Regions from separate parts of the Homo sapiens genome. Here regions 2 and 3 are each linked to region 1. A link is a loop called in an ENCODE intact Hi-C map of the cell type or tissue named here. Cell type or tissue: endothelial cell of umbilical vein. All regions are shown on one strand. Region 1 has its middle 12 kb from the start of CALCRL-AS1. Region 2 has its middle 15 kb from the start of ZSWIM2. Region 3 overlaps CALCRL-AS1 (CALCRL and TFPI antisense RNA 1).

The links. Hi-C counts contacts between places; a loop is a spot of excess contacts. Peaks named below come from ENCODE experiments on the same cell type or tissue, not always from the same donor. Only the 100,000 strongest peaks of a DNase experiment are listed, where the experiment ranks them.
Region 2: it touches region 1 in a loop (5-fold over the local background); 2 of 110 quality-filtered maps call a loop at or near these places.
Region 3: a loop joins it to region 1, with 5 times the contacts of the local background. A loop is called at or near these places in 2 of 110 quality-filtered maps.

What each region holds. Positions count from the first base shown.
Region 1 is chr2:186,987,750-186,995,749 of GRCh38, reverse strand. No RefSeq gene overlaps it. Among named protein-coding and RNA genes, the nearest start is that of CALCRL-AS1, 12 kb to the left of the region's middle. In endothelial cell of umbilical vein, a CTCF peak has its summit at 3,754; DNase peaks (open chromatin) are centred at 449, 2,959 and 3,529.
Region 2 is chr2:186,860,004-186,868,003 of GRCh38, reverse strand. No RefSeq gene overlaps it. Among named protein-coding and RNA genes, the nearest start is that of ZSWIM2, 15 kb to the right of the region's middle. In endothelial cell of umbilical vein, a CTCF peak has its summit at 4,957 (motif pointing left); DNase peaks (open chromatin) are centred at 4,603 and 4,853; H3K27ac peaks cover 801 bases.
Region 3 is chr2:187,260,885-187,268,884 of GRCh38, reverse strand. The region is part of intron 2 of CALCRL-AS1 (CALCRL and TFPI antisense RNA 1); the gene reads right to left. Among named protein-coding and RNA genes, the nearest start is that of CALCRL, 180 kb to the left of the region's middle. RefSeq lists an enhancer at 4,503-5,186. In endothelial cell of umbilical vein, no CTCF peak of the experiment used is centred here; DNase peaks (open chromatin) are centred at 3,984, 4,424 and 4,614; H3K4me3 peaks cover 334 bases; H3K27ac peaks cover 2,938 bases.

The DNA.
Region 1 (8,000 bases):
GGGCAAAACCAGTATATTTAAATAAATTTGTATATCCATATTTAATATTTTATTAATGATCTGAAATAATGGCATTGTCGAAATGTTTTCAAATTTTAGACTCTGTAAAAATTTTTTAAACCAAATATCTAGAATGGATAATGAAATCTTGGTGTTTAATAAAATATGTTGGTTAAAAAAATTTAAATATCACTTGAAAACATATAAACATACACATGCACACCACACACACACACACACACACACACACACACACTAAATTAGAGCTGGCTTCAAGAACACCCTACTAGTCTTGAAGATTGGGTCCCTCCTCTCCTTGCTAACATTCGTTGAATTTCTTAACTAAAGAAAATAGGAAAATGTCAATAGTAGCTAAAGTCATGTTCTGAACAAGCAGGTTTCAACTCTGGTTATTTCATCACTGGACTCTTCTCAAATAGAGTTGGCAAGAGTAATTCTGAAATCAACACAGAAAGTCACAGAAGAGCAAATTCAGGTCATCTGACTCATTCCATTTGTAACTTAAAGAGCATTTAAACCCGTATTTTCAGGGGAGAAAGTTATAAAGTATTGCAAATCAACTGTTACTTTTTTCAATTTTTTAAAAACTTTGAGTTGGAGAGAAGCAAGAGAAAGAAAAGAAAAAAGTTTATTTTTAAATAGAAAACTTTCAAATTGCTGAAAATAATTACCTTTATATGACAAATTGGAAATAAATTCAAAAGAAATGATCATATAATCCATATAAGCTTTACTGTTAAATCAAACATTAAAATCCTATTTCTAAAATAAAAAGTAACATTTTTATTTATTAAGATTCCTTTTTAGGTATTCCATTTCTGAATGTGAAATATTACATACCCCCAAAAGTCTAAAACTAAAGTGTTAAACATTCAAACTGATTTATCCTTCTTTCTTTGGGTAAAACTTTATTTTTTTAATTTTATTTTTAGAAAATTATGTTATTTTAAAATTATTGTTCTAATTATAACTATATTATTAAAAAAATTATAGTGAAATATTCAATTAATCATTGATATAATGTACCTATTAACATCATGTATTTCCAAAAATGTGTTTAATAGGTACTATTAAACGTTTCTATCTCACACTCAAGATATTGTTGAATATCAGCTCATTACTTCATCTGGGTTATTTTGGGACATAAAAGACAATCCAGAGAGGAACAGAGAATGTTCCTCCCTATGTTTGCTGCTCTACACAGCCACTTGTTTTAAGCAGGAGAGATGAGTTTCGTTATTGAATTTGCTGCCACTAAAAACATTAGTAGAACAATCAATCCTATTTGTTCATTCTAGTCTTTAAACTCTTCCTCATGTTTCTTTTTCCCCTCTTTAACCTTGTGGTCCCCTGGTTTCTTTGATGAGTATTTCCTTTTCTTATTTATATCTTTATATTTACATATATTATATATTTATATTTACATTTATATATATTTATATCTGCCCTCTATATCTTTTCCTATTCAATTCTTATTTTGAAGGCTAGTTTAATGACCAACACATTGTAGTGTTGTACTAACGATCACTTTTCCAACTGATTCTTCCTCTTCTTTTAAAGAATATCACTTCAACTGAATGTCTGATCACAGACTGAAAGTGCCAATTTAGCTGTAAAGCTGATTTATTCTTCTTCCTTTCATTACACACATATATATTTTTTTCTGAAAAAATAAAAATTACGTTTTATAGGTTTCTAAACTGAAGTTTCCCAAGAATGATTACATCATTTTTTATTAAAAGTCATTATGTATTCCCCTAAAAGATTACAGGTACATATTAATAATACATTAATGCGAGCTTATTTATTATACTCTCTGAAGAGATATTTTGAATGTTCTTTATTAACGAATGAATAAGCAACAACCCTGTAATGTGGAAAAAAGAAAACAACCAACGATGGGAATAGTCACGTTTTTCTAGAGAAGTGCCTTTGATAACAATGGAGACCTTTACTGACAACTCATCATATTCCAAGCCTTTAGCTGAACACATTACACAGGTTATTGCATTTTGCATCTCGCCATTCCATTATATGACGAAATAGAACCATAGATAGGAAATTTCTCCATTATCACATAGCAAGAAATGGAAATTGAAACATTAGTCTATCATCAAAGACAATGTTATTTCTTGACTGCCAGGGAAGCCACCTATCAGCTAGAAAATAGAGTACTACATTTTTTACATAAAATGAAAAAGAAACAGAAATTATATGAATCTACATCACCTTGAAAAAGAAAAAAACTAAAATATAAACAAAAATCCCCAGGAATGTTACAGATATTATGCATCATTAAATTTTTGGCCAATGACACACATAAATTGTACATGAGACTAAAACTTGAATAACAATTGGAATTCTTCATGAAAATGTAAACCTTTTACTTTAAATGTCTTTCCTATATAATAAAATGATCACATTTACCCTTTTATAACTCAAAAGCAACATTTACTCTTACATTAAACCAGAAAAATTGGAGGGTTTACTAAATGTTCAGGACTTTCAACTCCAATAAATAACAGGATCCTCTTCATTTCTTGAACATAATTTCAAAATTAGTTATGAGTTTTATATATAATTGTAAAGTATATAGAACTGCTGATCAAATGTTACAGTTCATTTTACATATTGTTATATTTTGATATGCTTTTTTAAGAAAAGTAAGATACCAACAACTTTACTAGGACATAATTTCAAAAATGTCCATGGGTGTTACCTATCAAGAAAGGACTGATTTATTATCATGTAAAATACACAAACTAGCAAGGAAGAACACTTCCTATATATATTTACTTAACCATAACCTAAGGGAGTTCTTATTTGTGCATTATTGAGATTGAAACCATCCAGGGAACCTTAGAGTAACAATAGAAAGAATGGGACTCTTCCTTTAGAGATAATTTTCTCCCACCAGGAAATTAAATGTTTCTCCTGGCAGCCAGTAAAGTACACAGAGGAATGTCGGCTCACACGTATACCTCTTCAAAGCTAATCACAAACTGGGGTTACCCAAGGTTCAGACTAAAGACAGGAGCAGTCTAACCCATACATATTATTAGAGCATGTAAACCAATCTATAAGCATCAGCTAGAAGACAAGTGTTCATTAGGGTTTTACAAACAATCACAGTAAAGTAGAACTATAACACCTTTATATTACTGAAGGAGAAGAAAGAACTAACATCTGTCCTAAAGATGGCTCAGGTTATATTTTGTGTGTTTAAAGTTGTAATGTGTAATATGAAGAGATATATTTTTGTTCATCAAAACATATGTAAATCAGGAAGCTACTAACAGTGCTTATATAGACAGAAGTGGTTTTATGTAGAGGAAAGAGTGATGGATTTAAAATCAGAGAATCTGTGAGTGAATGTGGGTTCAGTAACTAGTTGCTATGTCAACTTATTAATGTTCTGTAACATATCTAGGCCTCAGTTTCTTCAACTATAAAAACTGAAATAATAGTACCTGGCTTGCAAGATTGCCGTGAGGACAGAACACATGAACACATGTAGATGGCTCTAAAAACATTCTACTACTATACAAAGATAAAGTAGTGTTATCATTGTTTCTGTAAGCAGGAAAGATCATCGCTGAAATTTAGCCACATAGAATCTAAGAGGGTACACATTATTGAAAATGCTGGGGTCTTCTCAGAGCTAACACTGTCAAACTGACATCTCCTTACTCTAAATCCAGTACAATTCTAGGCTGAACTAGCCTTCCCAAGTAGTAAGCAGAATGAGACTGGCACTATAGAGACATCTAGTGTTTGAAATAACAGAAGAGTGATGTGATGGTTAAAATAAAATTTTTCAAGAATGAAACATTCCATGTTCAAAGAAAGCCATTCAAATATTAAATCACCATTACAACAATGTCTCTATGCCATTTTTTTATTTTTTTGAGATAGTTTCGCTCTTGCTCAGGCTGGAGTGCAATGGTGCGATTTCAGCTCACTGCAGCCTTCGCCTCCCAGGTTCAAGCTATTCTCCTTCCTCAGCCTCCAGAGTAGCTGGGATTACAAGCACGTGCCACCATGTCCAGCTAATTTTGTATTTTTAGTAGAGACGGGGTTTCTCCAAGTTGGTCAGGCTGGTCCCAAACTACCAACATCAGGTGATCTTCCTGCCTCGGCCCCCCAAAGTGCTGAAATTACAGGTGTAAGCCACTGTGCCTGGCCTCTCGATGCCATTTTTAATCCTCCAGAAATTAAAAATGTGTTATCTGAATTTTCAAATCATAAACAGACATCTTTAAGAAGAGCCAGAAGTCAAGGAAGGGAACTCCACAAACTTACTGTTTAAGACATTTATCACTTAACAGGATAGAGTTTAGAGCAAAGGCAAGATCAAAGAGGTCTGGAGAGATAAGAAGTACACAGGACAGAGATTTTGTTAGGTGGAAATCAGTGAAGAAAGCTAGTTACCTTTTGAATGTGTTTGCTCTTGCTTCTCCAGTTCTTTTAATTGTGATGTTAGGGTGTCAATTTTAGATCTTTCCTACTTTTGCTTGTGGGCACATAGTGCTATAATTTCCCTCTACACACTGCTTTAAATGTGTCCCAGAGATTCTGTTATGTTGTGTTTTTGTTCTCATTGGTTTCAAAGAGCCTCGTTATTTCTGCCTTCACTTCGTTATTTACCCAGTAGTCATTCAGGAGCAGGTTGTTCAGTTTCCATTCCATGTAGTTGTGCAGTTTTGAGTGACTTCTTAATCCTGAGTTCTAATTTGATTGCACTGTGATCTGAGAGATGGTTTGTTATGATTTCCGTTCTTTTGCATTTGCTCAGGAGTGTTTTACTTCCAATTATGTGGTCAATGTGAGAATAAGTGTGATGTGGTGCTGAGAAAAATGTATATTCTGTTGATCTAGGGTGGAGATTTCTGTAGATGTCTATTAGGTCTTCTTGGTCCAGAGCTGAGTTCAAGTCCTGGATATCCTCGTTAATTTTCTGTCTCGTTAATCTAATATTGACAGTGAGGTGTTAAAGTCTCCCACTATTATTGTGTGAGAGTCTAAAACTCTTTGTATGTCTCTAAGAACTTGCTTTATGAATCTGGGTGCTCCTGTATTGGGTGCATATATATTTAGGATAGTTAGCTCTTCTTGTTGCATTGATCCTTTTACCATCATGTAATGGCGTTCTTTGTCTCTTCTGATCTTTGTTGGCTTAAAGTCTGTTTTATCAGAGACTAGGATTGCAACTCCCTTTTCATTTTCTTTCCATTTGCTTGGTAAATATCCCTCCATCCCTTTATTTTGAGCCTATGTGTCTTCGCACATGAGATGGGTCTCTTGAATATAACAGAACAAAGACCAAAAGGTCTTGACCCTTTATCCAATTTGCCAGTCTGTGTCTTTTAATTGGGGCATTTAGTCCGTTTACATTCAAGGTTAATATTGTTATGTGTGAATTTGATCCTGTCACTATGACGCTAGCTGGTTATTTTGCCTGTTAGTTGATGCAGTTTCTTCAGAGCATCGATGGTCTTTACAATTTGGTATGTTTTTGCAGTGGCTGGTCCCAGTCATACCTTTCCATGTTTAGTGCTTCCTTCAGGAGCTCCTGTAAGGCAGACCTGGTGGTGACAAAATCTCTCAATGTTTGCTTGTCTGTAAAGGATTTTATTTCTCCTTTGCTTATTAAGCTTAGTTTGGCTGGGTATGAAATTCTGGGTTGAAAATTCTTTTCTTTAAGAATGTTGAATATTGGCCCCCACTCTCTTCTGGATTGTAGGGTTTCTGCCAAGAGATCCGCTCTTAGTCTGACGGGATTCCCTTTGGGGGTAACCCGACCTTTCTCTCTGGCTGCCCTTAACATTTTTTCCTTTATTTCAACCTTGGTGAATCTGACTATTATGTGTCTTGGGGTTATCCTTCTTGAGGAGTATCTTTGTGGTGTTCTCTGTATTTCCTGAATTTGAGTGTTGGCCTGTCTTGCTAGGCTGGGGAAGTTCTCCTGGGTAATATCCTGAAGAATGTTTCCAACTTGTTTCCATTCTCTCCGCCACTTTCAGGTATACCAATCAAATGTAGATTTGGTCTTTCCACATAGTCTCATAGTTTCTTGGAGGCTTTGTCCATTTCTTTTCACTCTTTTTTCTATAATCTTGTCTTCTTGCTTTATTTCATTATGTTGATCCTCAATCTCTGATATCCTTTTCCACATGATTGATTCAGCTATTGATATTTGTGTATGCTTCATGAAGTTCTTTGAAACCAATGAGAACAAAGACACAATGTACCAGAATCTCTGGGACACATTTAAAGCAATGTCTAGAGAAAAATTTATGGCACTAAATGCCCACAAGAGAAAGCAGGAAAGATCTAAAATCGACACCCTAACATCACAATTAAAAGAACTAGAGAAGCAAGAGCAAACAAATTCAAAAGCTAGCAGAAGACAAGAAATAACTAAGATCAGAGGAGAACTGAAGGAGATAGAGACATGAAAAAACCCTCAAAAAAAAAAATCAATGAATCCAGCAGCTGGGTTTTTGAAAAGATCAACAAATAGACCACTAGCCACACTAATAAAGAAGAAAACAGAGAAGAATCAAATAGACACAATAAAAAATGATAAAGGGGGGTATCACCACTGACCCCAAAGAAATACAAACTACCATCAGAGAATACTATAAACACCTCTATGCAAATAAACTAGAAAATCTAGGCCTGGAGCGGTGGCTCATGCCTGTAATTCCAGCACTTTGGGAGGCCGAGGCGGGTGGATCATGAGGTCAGGAGATCGAGACCATCCTGGCTAACATGGTGAAACCCCATCTCTACTAAAAAAAAATACAAAAAAAAATTAGCCGGCTGTGATGGTGGGCGCCTGTAGTCCCAGCTACTCAGGAGGCTGAGGCAGGATAATGCTGTGAAACCAGGAGGCAGAGCTTGCAGTGAGCCAAGATCACGCCACTGCACTCCAGCCTGGGTGACAGAGTAAGACTCCGTCTCAAAAAAAAAAAAAAGAAAGAAAAAGAAAAAGAAAATCTAGAAGCGATGAATAAATTCCTAGACACATGCACCCTCCCAGACTAAACCACGAAGTCGAATCCCTGAATAGAGCGATAACAACTTCTGAAATTGAGGTGGTAATTAATAGCCTACCAACCAAAATAAGTTTAAAACTGGGTGGATTCACAGCCAAATTCTAACAGAGGTACAAAGAGGAGCTGGTACCATTCCTTCTAAAACTATTCCAAACAATAGAAAAAGAGGGAATCCTCCCTAACACATTCTATGAGGCCAACATCATCCTGGTACCAAAACCTGGTAAAGACACAACAACAAAAAAAGGAAATTTCAGGCCAATATCCCTAACAAACATCGATGCAAAAATCCTCAGTAAAATACTAGCAAACTGAATCTAGCAGCACATCAAAAAGGTTATCCACCATGATCAAGTAGGCTTCATCCCTGGGATGCAAGGCTGGTTCAACATACACAAATCAATAAATGTAACCCATCACATAAGCAGAACCAATGACAAAAACCACGATTATCTGAACAGATGCAGAAAAGGAATTTAACAAAATTTAACAGCCCTTCATGCTAAAAACTCTCAATAAACTAAATATTGATGGAACGTATCTCAAAATAATAAGAGCTATTTATGACAAACCCATAGCCAATATCATACTGAATGGGCAAAACCCGGAAGCATTCCCTTTGAAAACTGGCACAAGACAAGGAAGCCCTCGCTCACCACTCCTATTCAACACAGTATTGGAAGTTCTAACCAGGGCAATCTAGCAAGAGAAAGAAATAAATGGTATTCGATTAGGAAACTAGAAAGTCAAATTGTCTCTGTCTGCAGATGACATGATTGTATATTTAGAAAACCCCATTGTCTCAGCCCAAAATCTCGTTAAACTGATAAGCAACTTCAGCAAAGTCTCAGGATACAAAATCAATGTGCAAAAATCACGAGCATTCTTATACACCAATAACAGACAAACAGAGAGCCA
Region 2 (8,000 bases), 130 kb after region 1:
ATCTGAAAGTAAAAAGAAGTAAATGGTACAGAGACAACTACTTGTCCTATTATACATCCTGACCTTCCTTCTTTTAGTAACAGAACTCTATTTTTCCTGGACTCTTCTGCCATCAGGAATGGTCATATGATATGAAAAAGAACTAATGTGAACAACTTCCAGATCGTTTCCTTAAATGGAAGTTACCTTCCTCTTTATCTTTCCTCTACTTCCTCCTTCCCCTTTCTTATGGGCTGGTGCCAATGAGATAGCTTCAGCATTAAGGAACAGAGAAACAACAAAATGGAAGGAACTTCAAATCCCGATTGACCTTAAGAAGAAGAGCCACCTACATTCCCTGAACTGCTTACCTTCCTTTGGAATTCTTCTACAGAGACAATCTATCTGGGGGGAGGTGGGCGGGGGTGGGATTTTTAATCCAAGGGTTCAGATAGGGATGCCTCTATCACCAGCTCCTATGGTTTGAATGATGGTGTCCCCTCCAAAATTCATGTTGAAACTTAATCCCCAATGCAACAGAATCAAGAGGTGTGTCCTCTAGGAGGTGATTAAGTCATGAAGGCTCTGGCTTCAAGAATGAGCTTAGCACCCATATAAAAAGGTTTAAGGTTTAAGGTTAAAGGGATCACTTTCTTGCCTTTCCCTCCCTTCTGCCATGTGAGGACAGCATTCCTCAACTCTAAAGGATGGAGCAACAAGCTACCACCTTGGAAGCCAAGAGGGCAGCCCTCACCATACACCAAACCTGCTGGAACCTTGATCTTGGACTTCCTGGTTTCCAGAAACAAGAGAAACAAATTTCTATTGTTTATCAGTTACCCAGTCTGTGGTATTTTGTTTTAGCAGCACAAACAGGTGAAGACACCAACCTTTTCCCCAGGGACACAAAGAGCCCAGCTCTGGTCACTCAGAGGACTACATTGTACCGACCATCATAAATGTTTCATGCTAGGTATATGGCCCACACCAAGCCCACAGAAGCCCTCCAGCTGTTTTGGTTAAAGCTATCAGGAAAATGTATATTCTCCCGCAGAGCTTCAGGTACCATACAAGCTTGGACTCTTGAGGCTCTTTTAGTAGGGAAAGTCTACCTAGAAATAAATGCAACACAAAAGAAAACAAGACCAAGAAAATAAGAAAGAGGATTGTCTTAATGATATCATTTAACCCCCTGCATCCAGCTATGCTAAAGCTAGGTGTACCCTGGGCTTCCAGGGTGCAGTTTTTGGGGGCCAATAAATCCCCATTTTTGGTTAAAACTAATTAAAATAGGATTTCTATACATTACAACTAAACAATTCTTGACTAAAACAGCTGTCAATTATAGCCTTTTTAATTGGCAGAAAATATCATTAGGACTGTTATTCTAAAAACAGTTTTTAACTTCAAAATCATTCCCATGTTCCCGGAATGTCAGTTTAAGATTGTTGCTTGTTTTATTTTACATGATCATTCTGGCCTATTAAAAGCTAAGTCTCTGACAACATCACCTCATGACGCCAAGTTTAAGTAATGCTTTTAGCCTTTTTTTGTCTGCTGTCACCCACTTTTTTTCTTTATGTATATTGTCATAGCAAATAATTTAATGCTAGTTTATATAATTTATTTTAATTAATATTATAACTTGAGTTATGACTTATGTTCTTTTGGGGGATTATGTGTAACACTTTATCTCTTATTTTAGCTAATGAAAGACATGTGAGATTTATTTGAAAGAGAACTTTCAAACTGAATTATATGAACATAAATACGTATTTTGGCGTTTTTTTTCCTTCTCTATATAGCGTGAACACATAATGTGTAAATGCAAATAGGTTCTGTTAAAAGGCCACTCTAGTTCCACTAAGTGAAGACTCAGGAGTCTTGGCTATTGCCAGTCATTGCTAATTCATTTAACAGAAAATATCTGAGCACCCTCTGCCAGGCAGAGTTCTAAGCTTTAAAAATACTGTAGTGAAGAAAGCAGTCAAGCTCTTACTCCTCAAGAGATGAGTGTTCTCAGATACATTGAATCTCCTCCCACCATCTGATGAGAGTGTTCTCTTCAGGATTCATCCCATCACAGTCATTGTCCTAAGTGCCTTTCTAAAATCATGAATCCTGAGGGAAAACTGGAGTCACAGATAGTTGGCCTCGTTGGACATCACCTGACACTTCAGTCCACCTCTACTGAGAACTCTCAAATCTAGAATCATTGACTCCATTATGTCCCTGTCTACCCAGCCCAGCACAGAATTCAAGCCCCTTACTGACCTTACCTCTCATATGTTCTCATTCCCATTCTACTCAATCCTCCTTCAGTTGTGAGTACCAATGCTCTTCTCTTTCCCACTTTTCTTTGTACCCTGTGAGATTATTTTTCTTTTTTTGTTTCATTTCTAATTAGTTTATGTGCAATGACTAAATATTACTTATGATGAAGGACAGTGTTCAGCATACATTTAATTCCTAATTTGGTTGTTTTTATAAATATGAGAAAAATTTTTTGTAATAATGTGGGATAGGACAGGTGGAAATGGATGTTTTGGTATTAGCAACATAAATCCACTATTGAAATCCTTTCATGTTATATGCCAAAAGTCACATAGGGATGTATTATCAAAAATTATATTTTAATGATTTATCAGTTCCTTCAATTGTTTTGAAAGCAAAAAATTAGAAACTCCCTGACGTTCAAAAAATTTTGTTTCTGAATCATTGAGGAAATTCACTTTCTCATCATCAATACAAATTTTTCTTTTGTTTGATGTCTCCATGATTTTATACCCTGGGATGATCAACATCAGATTAGATAATATGTGATTTTGTTTGATAAAGCAAGAGAAGTGTAGTTGCAAAAGGAAAGTAGGAAAAGAAAACAAGTATGATATTTTAACTAAAGCTCTAAGGCCAATTAATATTAGCAAAGAGTGTATGTGGAATGGAGGATATAGACATTAATCTCTAAATTATTTCAACCCTATGTACTTGGTAAAGTCTTCATGGACCTCAAGAACTGTACATATCTCAGTTTGAAGACTGCTGATTAACTATTCCATAAAATCTCAACCTTGGGGCAGCTGGCGTTAGCAAACCTTGAGCTGCCAAGTTCTTTATTCCCTTTCTTTGAATAGTCATATTCCATCGAAGTAGAGTCTACAGTCCGTATTCACTATATTACTCTTTCATGTCCTATGTCATCCTCAGTCATACTGTAAATGGTAATCTCTTCTCATAACTCCATAGCAGAGTCACCAACAATTTCCTAATTCATAAATATGTGCCTTTTATTGCTTATATGGCTGGACTACTTTGCAGCATTTGACCCTGGTGACCATTCTATTTCTCTTGAAATTCACTACTTTGTTGTTGTTGTTTGGGTTTTGTTTCTTGTTTTTTGTTTTTTGTTTTTGAGACGGAGTCTCGCTGTGTCACCAGGCTGGAGTGCAGTGGTGTGATCTCGGCTCGGCTCACTGTAACCTCCGCATCCTGGGTTCCAGTGATTCTCCTGCCTCAGCCTCCCAAGTAGCTGGAACTACAGGACGTGCCACCACACTCAGCTAATTTTTGTATTTTTAGTAGAGACGGGGTTTCACCATGTTGGCCAGGATGGTCTCCATCTCTTGACCTCATGATCTGCCTGCCTCAGCCTCCCAAAGTGCTGGGATTACAGGTATGAGTCACTGCGCCCGTCCAAAATTCACTACTTTTTATGCTTAACACTTTATTCTTTCCTTTCCAGCTTCTTTTTCAGGATTCCCTTTCATTGTACACTATTCCTAAAATGTTATTCTGCAAGGTTTCTGCCCTTGGCCTTTTTCTCTCCTCATTGAACAAACCCTGCCTGGGTAAACTTATCTACTCTCTGACCCATTCTACATCATGATAATTACTGTATCTCCCGCTCAAATATTTTTACAAAATGTATGAGCTTTATAGCCAATGCCTATCAGACAGCTTCAGTTTGCTGTCCACTCCACTGCCTCAAAATGGCAGAATCTGAACTCATTATCTATCCTGCTGAACTTACAACTCTTCCTGGAGTCCCACGTAGTTATGAATGCCACCACCAAGACTTCTAAATTAGAAACCCCAAGGGACTTTCTCATTTCCTAATTATCTGCATCCATAAGTGACCAAGTCTTAATAATTAAATCTCTTACACATATATATTATCAAATTGTCTTTAAATAATTCGTCTAACAAATATTTATCGCATACCTATTACGTTTCAGCCACTTTTCTAATTATAATAAACAGAAAATAAAGATAGACATGCTCCTTGTATTTGTTGACATTTATATGTGTGTCTATGTGAGTTTATATATGTGTGTGTATATATATACATCCACATATACACATATAGGTATATGTATGGCTGATGTTGAGATGAGTCAAGGTCAAGTCAATACAAAGCCAAAGCCAATGATGCTACAGTGATTAGTCAGAGGGGGAATAAATAAGTTAAAAATATCTAACAATAATTACCCAACACGTCCTCTTAACAAGAACACTTATCAGTTGCCATGGCACTAAACTAGTCAATTATTGCTCATATCCTTTAAAGCATATTTATAAACTAGATAACAGATGGTGGAAATGTTATACTTTTGATCTTCCCAGTCAGCCAAATGTCTCTCTTAACCTACTAAAAAAAAAAAAAAACACTGACTGAAAATCCAAAGTTCAGATGCAGGAAACACATTCATTGCTGTCATTTCTGTCAGTAGTTGTTTTCTTTTTCTATTCCCTGATGTATATTAGCACCAAAGGTTAACTAATTTAAGCAGCTCATACTAATCTGAATAGGTAGGGGGAAAAGGAACATTTGAGTAGAGAATAATGATTACAATGCAGAAGATGATTACATTATTAAATCTAAATTTCACATCATCATTTTTGGAAAGATAAATAAAAACATGTTTATGAACAAGCAATGATTTAATGATTGCTAACCCAATAGCATTCAGGTTCACGGTACTATGCTGACACCTAGTGGAATAAAAATAGGATCCCAATGCTTCCAAGAAATCCATTTTTAAGCTTTTCACCCTTAAGCTGTAGAATAAATAATACACACATACACACAGACTCACATGATATACATATCATAAACATGCCAAAAGGCAAGATGGCCTTGGTGCCAATTTAGTGAAAAATTGCTTGAAATGATTGAAAGCAGATGCTGTTGGTTTTCAAATAATACCTCACCAAATTCCATAAAAATTTGGTTTTTAAAAGTAATCAGTAGCTTTTTCTTCATTTTTGTTTTAATCAAATTTGGTTTTTTAAATGTAGCTAAAATAATCAGTGTTTGTTGAGACAAAAATGGTCCTCTCTTCTCTACATCCCATTTCCCCTTCCCCAAACTTACCATTATGCAGATAAGAAACATTTTCAAACATGTAAGATTTGTTTTATTATGCTTTTGCTTTTTTTCAGTTTCAAGGGTACATATACATGTTTGTTATATAGGTAAACTGCATGTCATAAGGGTTTGGTATACAGATAATTTTGTCACCTAGGTTGTAAGTATAGTACTTGGCTAGGTATAGAACTCTAAGTTAGAAATTACTTTTCCTTAGAATTTTGAAGGCATTACTCTTTGTCTCATGGTTTCACTGCTGTTGATGAGAAGTAAAAATCAATTCTGATTCTAGATCCTTTAGTTTCTCTCTCTTTCTCCCCTTTCCTTCCTCTCTCCCTCCCTCTCCTTCCCTCCTCTCTCTCTCCCTCCCACTTCTTTCATCTCTCTCATTCTCTCCCTCTCTCCCTATCTTCCTTTCTCTCTCTCTCTCTCATACACACACACACACACACACACACACACACACACACACCCCCCACAGAGTGTAGGATCTTCTGTCATTCCCCAGAATTATGAAATTTCATGTCCATCGGTCTTGGTAGGACGCAGAGCCACCACCTGTAGGTGTGAACTGCATGACTTCGCTTATGCATACACAGTGCTTCCTTGGAGTGGTTCCATGCCCAACCTATACATCCGTACTCAGCAAATGTGTTATACTTGAGGAGCCCTCGAATCAGTTCCAGGAAATGTTGTAAAATTATTTTTGAAATTTTCTTCCCATTTCTTTTATCTGGTCTCTTTCCGGAATTTCTGTTAATTGGGTAGTGAAACTGTTGTGCTCTCTTCCAATATTTCCTCACTTGAATTCTTATTCTGTTTTTTGTTGTTGACGGTGATGGTGATGGTGAATTAGTTTTTGTTGTCTTTTTTTGTTATTGTTTGATTATTTGGGAGGGAACTTTCTCAGCTCTTACAATTATCTTTTCTTTGTAATAATTTAAATTACTAAAATCTCATTTTTATTATCTTAATATGTCTTTATTATAGCATTCTGTTCCTTTGTTTCTATAGACATCTCTCTAAAAATATTATGCAAATTTTTATGATTTTCTCTCTGCAGAATCTCCGTTTCGACCTCATAGTTTTTTACTTTTAGCTATTTGATCTGCATCTTTTATGTTAAAGGTCACCCTTAGATTTATAAGCCTTGATTGTCAGCTCATATTTTAGAGTCGGTGATGAAAAACCCCAGTTTGAAACACTGAGTGGGCAGGAGGGGCTTTCTGACTGTAAACATCACTGCAGGTAATCTGGCTGGACCATGCCATCAGGGAGCCCCTCTAATTAATATTTACATTTTCATCAGATTCTCTAGAGAAGACTCTTACTATTTTCTTCTTGGAAGGCAAATTTCTGATAACCAGTAATCTAGTTATAGGGTAGAGTAAGGAGGGGGTGGGATTCAGCCTCCAGTATGCATGTTAACTTAATACCACTTTTTTGGTAAGATATCACTAATTATGCTTGGTATCCCTCAATGCCCTTTTGTTTGACCTCCTCCAGAGAACAAATCTCTGCTGATTTACTTGGATGGAGGCAATTACCTAAATTTTCAGACTGAGAAAGGAGAACCAGGAATGTAACTCCTTCCTAAGCAGCTTTCAATTAGTTTTCCTTTTTATAAAATACATCCCACTGGACCCTCCAACTGCCAAAGGTAGCTAATCACATAAATCCTTGGCTCTTTTAAAATTCTTCAAAGTAAATTGAACTGGTTCTTACCTTTTGCAACACAAGTTTAGTATAGAGTTTTCATAAGTTTGCTATAATGCCTACCACTTATCCATCATTTCATTTTCCAAAATTATGTTGCTGTTGTCTCCACTCTGATTCCTTTTGACTTGTGGGTTCATGTCTTTCATAATATTCCTTTACTATAGCTTCAGTGGGGTTTTGGAAAATACATTATTTAGATTCATATGTTTAATTTACCAAGAAGCAACCTTGTGTGCTTATTTAGCTAATAGATCTTTTTGCCACTTGGGTCACTGAGAGGAAAGCCAAAATACACTAAAGATATTGGTTTATAAGTGTTCCAATGCAATAGAACCAAAGATGATATTTAGAGAGTCTAGCTGTGCACTTCCACACCTAAATTACCTTGGAGACATCATAAATTCATGACTAATTCTTCAAAATTTGTGCCTCCAAAACGAGGTTATTTTAAAGGAATGAAACCTCATTAATAGCATGATGTTATATTAGTTTGATGCAGTCTATGTCAATTTACCAGTTAAACCTTCAATTGTCAAAATCCTTAATCATAAATAATTGAATGTAAGATTTTTATATCAACTAAGCCTTCTTTCCTGGAAAAAAAAAAAAAAGAGTAGCACATGAAAGTGAGTCCACACTTACATATCCAACTTTTTAATATGCATCTCCATTAAAAATCTCACAGTTGGCCTAGCACAGTAGCTCATGCCTGTAATCCCAGCACTTTGGGAGGCCAAGGAGGACTGATCACGAGGTCAGGAGATTGAGACCATCCTGGCCAACATGGTGAAGCCCTGTCTCTACTAAAATACAAAAAATATTAGCTGATCGTGGTGGTGTGCGCCTGTAGTCCCAGCTATGCGGGAAGCTGAGGCAGGTGAATCACTTGAACCTGGGAGATGGAGGTTGCAGTGAGCCGAGATCATGCCACTGC
Region 3 (8,000 bases), 270 kb before region 1:
AAATGCCTATTGGGTACAATATTCACTATTTGGGTAATGGGTGAATTAGAAGCACAATCTCCACCAGCACATAACATAACAGTGTAACAAACACTCACATGTAATCTCTTTATCTAAATTAAAATATTTTAAAAAAAGAAAAGAAAAGAACAAGTGTTGCTGAGGATGTGGAGAAATTGGAACCCTTCTGCACTGTTGGTGGGAAAGTAAATGGTGCAGCTGCTTTGAAAAACAGTACTAAGTTTCCTCAAAATTTTAAAAATAGAACTACCATATGATTCAGCAATCTCACTTCAAGGTATTGATCTAAATGAATTGAGATCAGGGTCTCAAAGAGTTAGCTGTGCTCCCATGTTCATTGCAGCATTAGTCATAATAGCCAAGATGTGGACTCAACCTAATTGTCCATCAACAGATGAGTGGATAAATAAAATATGGTAAATATATACAATGGAATATTATTCAGTTTTATAAAGGAAGGAAATTCTGTCATATGCTACAATGTGAATGAAACTTTAGGACATTATACTAAGTGAAACAGGCCAGTCACGTAAGGAGAAATGTTGCATGATTACACTTACATGGGATATTTAAAGTGGTCAAACTCACAGAAACAAAGTAGAATGGTGGTTGCCACGGCCTAGGAGAAGAAAGAAATGGGGAGTTGCAAAATGTGTGTGGAGTTTCAGTCAGGCAGAATGAAAAAGCTCTAGAGATGTGCTGTGCAACAATATGCATACAATTAACAATACTGTACATACCGTACACTGAAAATTTTGTTCAGAGAGTAGAATTCATGATATGTCTTTTTTTTTAACCACAATAAAGAAGTCATGCGAAGATGTGTGTTTTGTCCACTGTTCCCTTCATGGGCTTGGGCTGTGGCTGCCAAATGTTAGGTACTCCATGTATATTTTCTGAATGGACTGATGAATGAATGAACACACATCCTGGCCCCAAAGCCAACTGAGACTGATAAAATCTCAAAGTACAATTGCCTTCTTAAGTGGCTGGTGGTGTGGGGCTCATAAGAGTTTTAAATCCAGACAAACCATGTTTTGAATCTGCCTTCTGACCCCCCTCCTCTGGGTGACCTTGCATAAGCGTCTCTGGAGCTGTTTTCTCATTATCTTGGGGATAGTAACATGTATCTCCAAATGTGGTACAAAATCCTACTGGATGATATGCATAAACCTCTGAGTATGCTGCCCTGCGTGGAGTACATGCAGCACTCCTCAACCCCTTAAATACCAGAATTATGTTCTCCATCACCATCACCATCCACATTCTCATCAATAAGCCTGCAACACCTTGCCCCTGATGACAAAGCTCTGTATTCACATGATCTCACCCAATCACTGTAGCAGAAACTCTAGAGAAAGAGGGGCCGAGGTGGCTCCTTTTCTCACTTTAAAAGCACATCAACTAAGACTATGGGCACATCGACTCAGCATCACACAGGGAAAAGTAGGAATAGGTGGACTGATGGATACCAAATCTCATGATTTTGTTCCAGCTTCATGTCTCAATCTAGAGGTGTCTAAACACCTCCAGAGGCTTCTACCTCCTGGAGCAGGCCAGCTCCTCTCTCACCTGGCCTCCTGCCTTCCTACTATGTATTCATACTGCAGCCTGCAGGAACTTTCCAAAACATGAATCTCACCGTGCCTGTCACTGCCTAGAATCCTTCATGGCTTCATGCTGCTCTAGGGTTAAGACCTTTGCATGGCTGGCAAGGGCCTCGGCATTCTGAGCACAAATTGTATCTCCGACTTGTCCTGCATCTTGCTCCTGATTCTCTGTTGGATTTATCTGTATGCATCTCCCACTGGCTACCAGAAAAATGAGACTTGCCTAATGTACCCCATCAGAGTGCAGTTGTGGGCTCACTGTACACGCGTGTGCTTGCCTGTGAGCTCCTTCATTATATCTTTCCTATGAGGACAAAGCCCAGCCAGGCTGGTTTACTACTAGATAGAACAGTACCCAGCATACAGCAGCTGCTAATTGTGTTCATTGAATACATGAATAGATGAACACATACATAAGTGAAAGCATACATGGGCACATGCACATATACTTCTGCACTTGGAGCCTCTGTGCAGGCCTCGACAGGGCTTTTCCCGCAGCTGTCAAGGACAAATTCCAATACTCAGGCTGGTCTCAGCCCCTACCCACACCTTCTTGTTCCTTTACCCTCAGACCCATCCATCTCCTTTCTTCTTAAAGACAGCACACAAATGCCTGGTTGGCATTTGCGATTGGCTGGGCCCCATGTTACCTGAGTGGAATTCTGTTCCATGACAGTAGTCCCTTGGGAGAAATCCAGGAGAGCAAACTGCACAGGAACAGCTTCCTAGAAAATTGTAAGATTTGAAAGTTCTTTTAATGAATTAAATGGAGAAGAAAACTCCCGAAGATGGATAAAGCAGTGAGGACTTTCATCACCCTTCGGCCTTTTAAAATAAAACTACTTTTTTAATTGTGGTAAAAAATATACATAGCATGACATCATCATGAACCATTTCCAGAACTTTTTTATCTTTCAAAACTAAATCTCCATACCCATGAAACATAACTCCCTATTTCCTCCTCCCCCAGCATTCTACTTTCTGTCCCTATGATTCTGACTATTCTAAGTAGCTTCTGTAAGTGAAATCATACCATATTTGTCCCATGGTGTCTGACTTATTTTACTTAGCTTGATGCCCTTGAGGTTCATCTGTGTAATACCATGTTGTCAAAACTTTCTTCCTTTTGAAGGCTGAATAATTCTTCCTTGTGTGTGTATATCTCATTTTGCTTGTTCATTCATGTCAATTGCAACCCACTCTTGGGTTGCTTCCATCTTTTGACTATTGTGAATAATGCCGCTATGCACATAGGTGCACAGATACCTGTTTGAGCCCCTGATTTCAATTCTTTTGAGTATATACCCACAAATGGAATTGCTGAATCATGTAGGAATTATATTTTTAATTTTTTGAGGCACACCATTCTGTTTTCCACAGTGGCTGCACCATTTTACATTCCCACTAATACTGAAAAAGGGTTAAAATTTCTCCACATCCTCCCCATCACTTGTTTTGTTTTTACAATGGCAGCCATCCTAACAGGTTTGAGGTGGTGTCTCAATGTAGTTTTGATTTGCATTTCCCTTATGATTCATGATGTTGAACATCTTTTTGTCTGCATTTTTCATTCGTTGGAGAGATATAAAATAAAAAGTCCTTTACCAAGTTAAAAAAAAAAGGTCATGTTTACTTCATGGTGCTTTGTATGATTTTCTTTCAATCATCACTGATGATACTTAAAGATAAATTATTATTTGTAGTCTCCAGTATGTTGCTTATACTTTCCAATTTTTAAAACATTTAAAACAGCTAGATTTAATGACCTATCCTAAGTTTTTTTGTTTTTTGTTTTTTTTTTTTAACAGAGCAACTCATTCAATCTATTTACACCAGTTTTTTTCTTCCTCTTGTTAACTTCATAATTTCTTACTGACATTGACCTCTCTCACACAATACTTTTATACTCTACTTTCTTATTTATAATGTTTATGCTGTTATAAAATGTGTCTATTGTCAACGCTTGTAAAACATATTTTATCTACATGTCAAAAAATAACTCTTGCCTATTTCACACAAAGAATATTTTTGTATGGCATTGAAATTAAGTTCTCATATATTCTCAAGCTTGACTAGGGAATTGTTTCTTCCCATTTAACTTCTTGAACTTATAGTATGATGTGAACCTTAATTTACTGAAGTATATATTAAAAATTAGGAAAAACAGCTCTATTACATTCTTACGAATGTTATCAGAAATGTCATCACTGAAACTTCAGGAAAGAAAGTGACAGATGATAAAGGCCTACTGATATAATCCCCACTCACTATTTCCACTCACACCCCTTCTCTCTCTCTTCAGCTCTCCTATTTCCCACACCAATGTGCCCGTCCCCACTAGAAAAAAGGGAAGGCTTTCAGTGAAAGAAATGTAATGTAGCTAGCCATTGAAGGAACCAGGAAGACTCAGCCCTGCACTATCACAAGGAAACAAATGTGAGAAAAGATAAGAAAACTCAATGAGAATGCAATAGGAAGAACCAAAGAAAATTGTCTAAGCAACAGAACAGCACAAGAAAACATACTTAATAGGAGGAAACAGGCACAGTTCTTGAGCAGTGAATCATAAGAATTAGAGGCCATCTAGGTTTCTGATTTTGGAAATAATGTTTTATAGAGTAAAATCTAAAACAGAAAGCAATCATTATAAACAATTTTCTTCCCTCCAAAAACTTTTCACTGGGCACTCTGCGATGCTAATGCCGTAATTACTGCCTCTAACTCTGCACCTCATTCAGAAGTGCTACCGGCAGCACATGCCTTAAGTGAGCCTCAGAGTGTAGTTTTCCTTGCAGCCCTCCACCTCACCCCACAACAGAATAGTCACACTCTGAAGTTCCATAAACACAAGGCTGGGGAAATTGCCTCAGCAAAAAGTGCCTGCTCTCCAACCTACGCTGTCAGTCTAACAAATGGCCATGTTACAGCACCCTCGTTACATTATCCCTCTACCTGTGCTCAAACACTAACCCCTCATACATCCTCAACGATTTTGTTGCAATGAGTATCCTTCTTCTTCATGATTAATTCCTCTTTTCCTCTTTCTTATCTTTGTTTTTCTTTTCTTCTTTTTTTTTTTTGTGTGTGTGACTATTTCTTTTGGAACTGGATCAAGCAAAAAACAACTCCCTCAGTTTTATGATTTCCTATAACATATTCCCATCTGTTTCCGTTCCTCAAAGTTGAGCATCTTGAGCTTTCTACATGCATTGTCCCTTTTTCTTATTCAAATCTCCATGCATTGCCGTCCACCTTCTTCCCCATTACAAAGAAACTACTTTCACGCAAATTTCCAGTGACTGCCTGGATTCAAAGTGCAATGTACATATTTAATCACTCTTCTTTTCCTTCTCTACGACTTCTCTTTTCACTTCTCATGATGTCATTAAAAAATAGCATCTTGGAACACACCCAGCCCTTGATTTCCAAGACACTATTTTCTATTATTTGGGTTTTTTGTTGTTTTTCTACTTAATATTATCTTTGATTTGTTTTTCCCCAACATTCCTTAAAGACAAATGTTTTGCTCTTCTATCCTTAGTTTTTTTTCTGTTAATTATTTACATTCTCTCTGGCTTTAACTAAAATATGTATACTAATGACTTCACATCTTTTTTAACAGTATAGAAATTTTTTTCCAAAATTTAGAGCTGTATTTCCAAATTCCTGCCATACTTCAACACTTGGAAGTAACATTCATGCTTAAATTCAGCATGGCTAACACTGAACTTGTCATCTCCAATCCTGTTTCTATTTCAATTGTCTTCATCTTGGGTAATTGCATCATCTACTCATCTAAGTTGAAAATGATCCTCAATACTCTCTTTACCAAATCCTTCCCTCAACCATGTGTTATTAAGCCCTGTAGATTCTACCTCCTAATTATCTCTCAAATTGGACCCCAGCCCTGCTGCTTTCAATCTATCATCAATTTATTGTTAATGTTTTAAAAAAATCATGTTGAAAGTAAAATGAAAAGGGTTTTTGTGTAAATACCTCCCAGGAGCTCTTACTATTTGTGAATCTTCAATTCATTTAATACTACTGAGTTTCTAGCTTGTCAAATCTTTAATGGATGAGAAAAGCAACCTCTTTACAAGGTTAAATTAAATCATGCATACACAAGTGCCTGCCTCTCGGTAAACACTCAACAATATTATTATTATCATCATCATTAACTTTACTGCTATTATTATGACTTATCCTGGTTTAAACCCATGGAAGTACTACAGATTTTCTTTCAGTGTTCTTTATCATCTAATTACGAACTTCTCTAGCCTCATTTTCTTATGCTCTTTGACAGAAGCCCTGCTTTTAGTGAGGTGCTTTTTCTTCTTGCTTTTCTAAAATAACTACTCAAATTCTTGTTCTTCTTACATAACTACTGAGAAATCTGTCAAAAACCCATTTCAATAATTACTTATTCCAGAAGGACTAACAAGAAAAGATGCACAAGGAAACATTGCAAAGAGACAGAATTTTACAGAATATTGAGACATATCTTAATTGGGGTGGAGGTTTCACAGCTGAATGTCAAAAGTCATCAATCTGTAGAGTAAATGTGTCCATTTTATTATATGTAAAGTATACCTCAGTACATTGATTTCTAAATGATTTCATACAGAACGTCTTCAGTAACTCCTTTCTTCCCAGGCTGAGATATGTGATCATATGTGAGTGTCCAGCGTGCATGCATACAATCTCCGCATAACACTTATTCTATTTTCATCTTATTAAGTGCCGAACTTATTATGAATCTCCCTATAAATTATAGGACACTCTTTTCTAAATCTTTAGCTCCAGCATCTTGTATAAGACCTAAACACAGCAGGACTTCAAAGCATGTTTATAGAATCAGTGAATTAATAATTACACACTGAGTATTTTAAATATGTGTTACCCACAAATGTCCTTTACTCTCATACTTTTGTCAAATTAGTACTAATTTTTCAAAATTCCACTTGGGCATCTTCTTCTACATGAAGACTTTTCTATCCCCTTCCTTGTTACAGTACTTTCCTTTTTCTTTTATTTCAGCTTTTGTATATGGGGCAGCTTTGGGGAATGGTTGGGGAATTATTAGAATCTGTTATCAGAATACTAGGATCAACAGAGATGAATACAAGAATTAAAAGAGGAAAATCCAAGTAAACAGCTTAGACTAGGATAACCTGAAAGTTGAAAAGAAGTTAGGTAAAGTAATGCTTTAACTTAAGGCTATGCTATCTTACTGGTAAGTGTATTATTGGTAAATAATTTACTCAGCTGACATTTTAGGGGTGTGAGAATTAGGAAAGACTGATTCGTATTATAAATTCAGATTGAAATTTGGTAACATTGTAGAAATATCTGAGTAAGCATTTATAATTGATTGAAAGATTAAGATCACATGTTGTGTGACATATCTAATTCATACAATCAAATATTAGAATGTTGCACATAATTGCTAGTTAATAACCACTTTATTTGATCATAAGATTAATAATCATATTAATGTTTTGAAATTAAAAAGTTAAAATATTGCATATTGCATACAGGACTTATTTTCACTTTGTGGGAAACAAACAAGTAAGGATCAGTTAAGGACTGTCATCCATTCATTACAAAGAATATCTGTGCAGCACTGAATACCAAGGACATCTTGAACTGGGAAAACTGTGATGAGAATATGGGACTACATATATCAACTGCATGTCACTTCCAAATATACCAAGAACCTTGACCAGAAAGAACCATAATGCCCACTGGACAGAGGCACTTACAGGGCGTATTACTAATAAATACCAGCCTACAAAGTACCAAGGAGTGTGATCCTGTAAGAAATACATCCCTACCAGCAGGAAAGGCTCCTGGGGTTATAGACGGGCTAGGGGGACCATTTTATAAACATGAAGAATATAAAGTCAAATGACCTGGCCTCAAGGGAACATATAAGCAGTCATGTGACTGACAGTTTGCTTTAATAACCCTATCACATAAAGTATCTTTATTCTTGAACTAGGAAGAGACACAAAATCCAATATCCAATATATTCTCCCCTTTTATATATATATATATATATATACACACACATATATATACACATATATATATACACACACATATATACACATATATATATACACACACAAATATTTATACACACACACACACACACACATATATATAAAATGAATTGAGTGGCCAAATAAGTTGTAAATGAATAAATGATGCATAATATTGGAGAATAGCTCCTTGTGTTAGAGAAGATAGCTATTTTTTTATTTTCCAACTTTCATTTTAAATTAAGGGACACAGGTGCAGGATGTGCAGGTTTGTTACATAGGTAAACATGAACTATGGTGGTTTGCTGCACAGATCATCCCATCA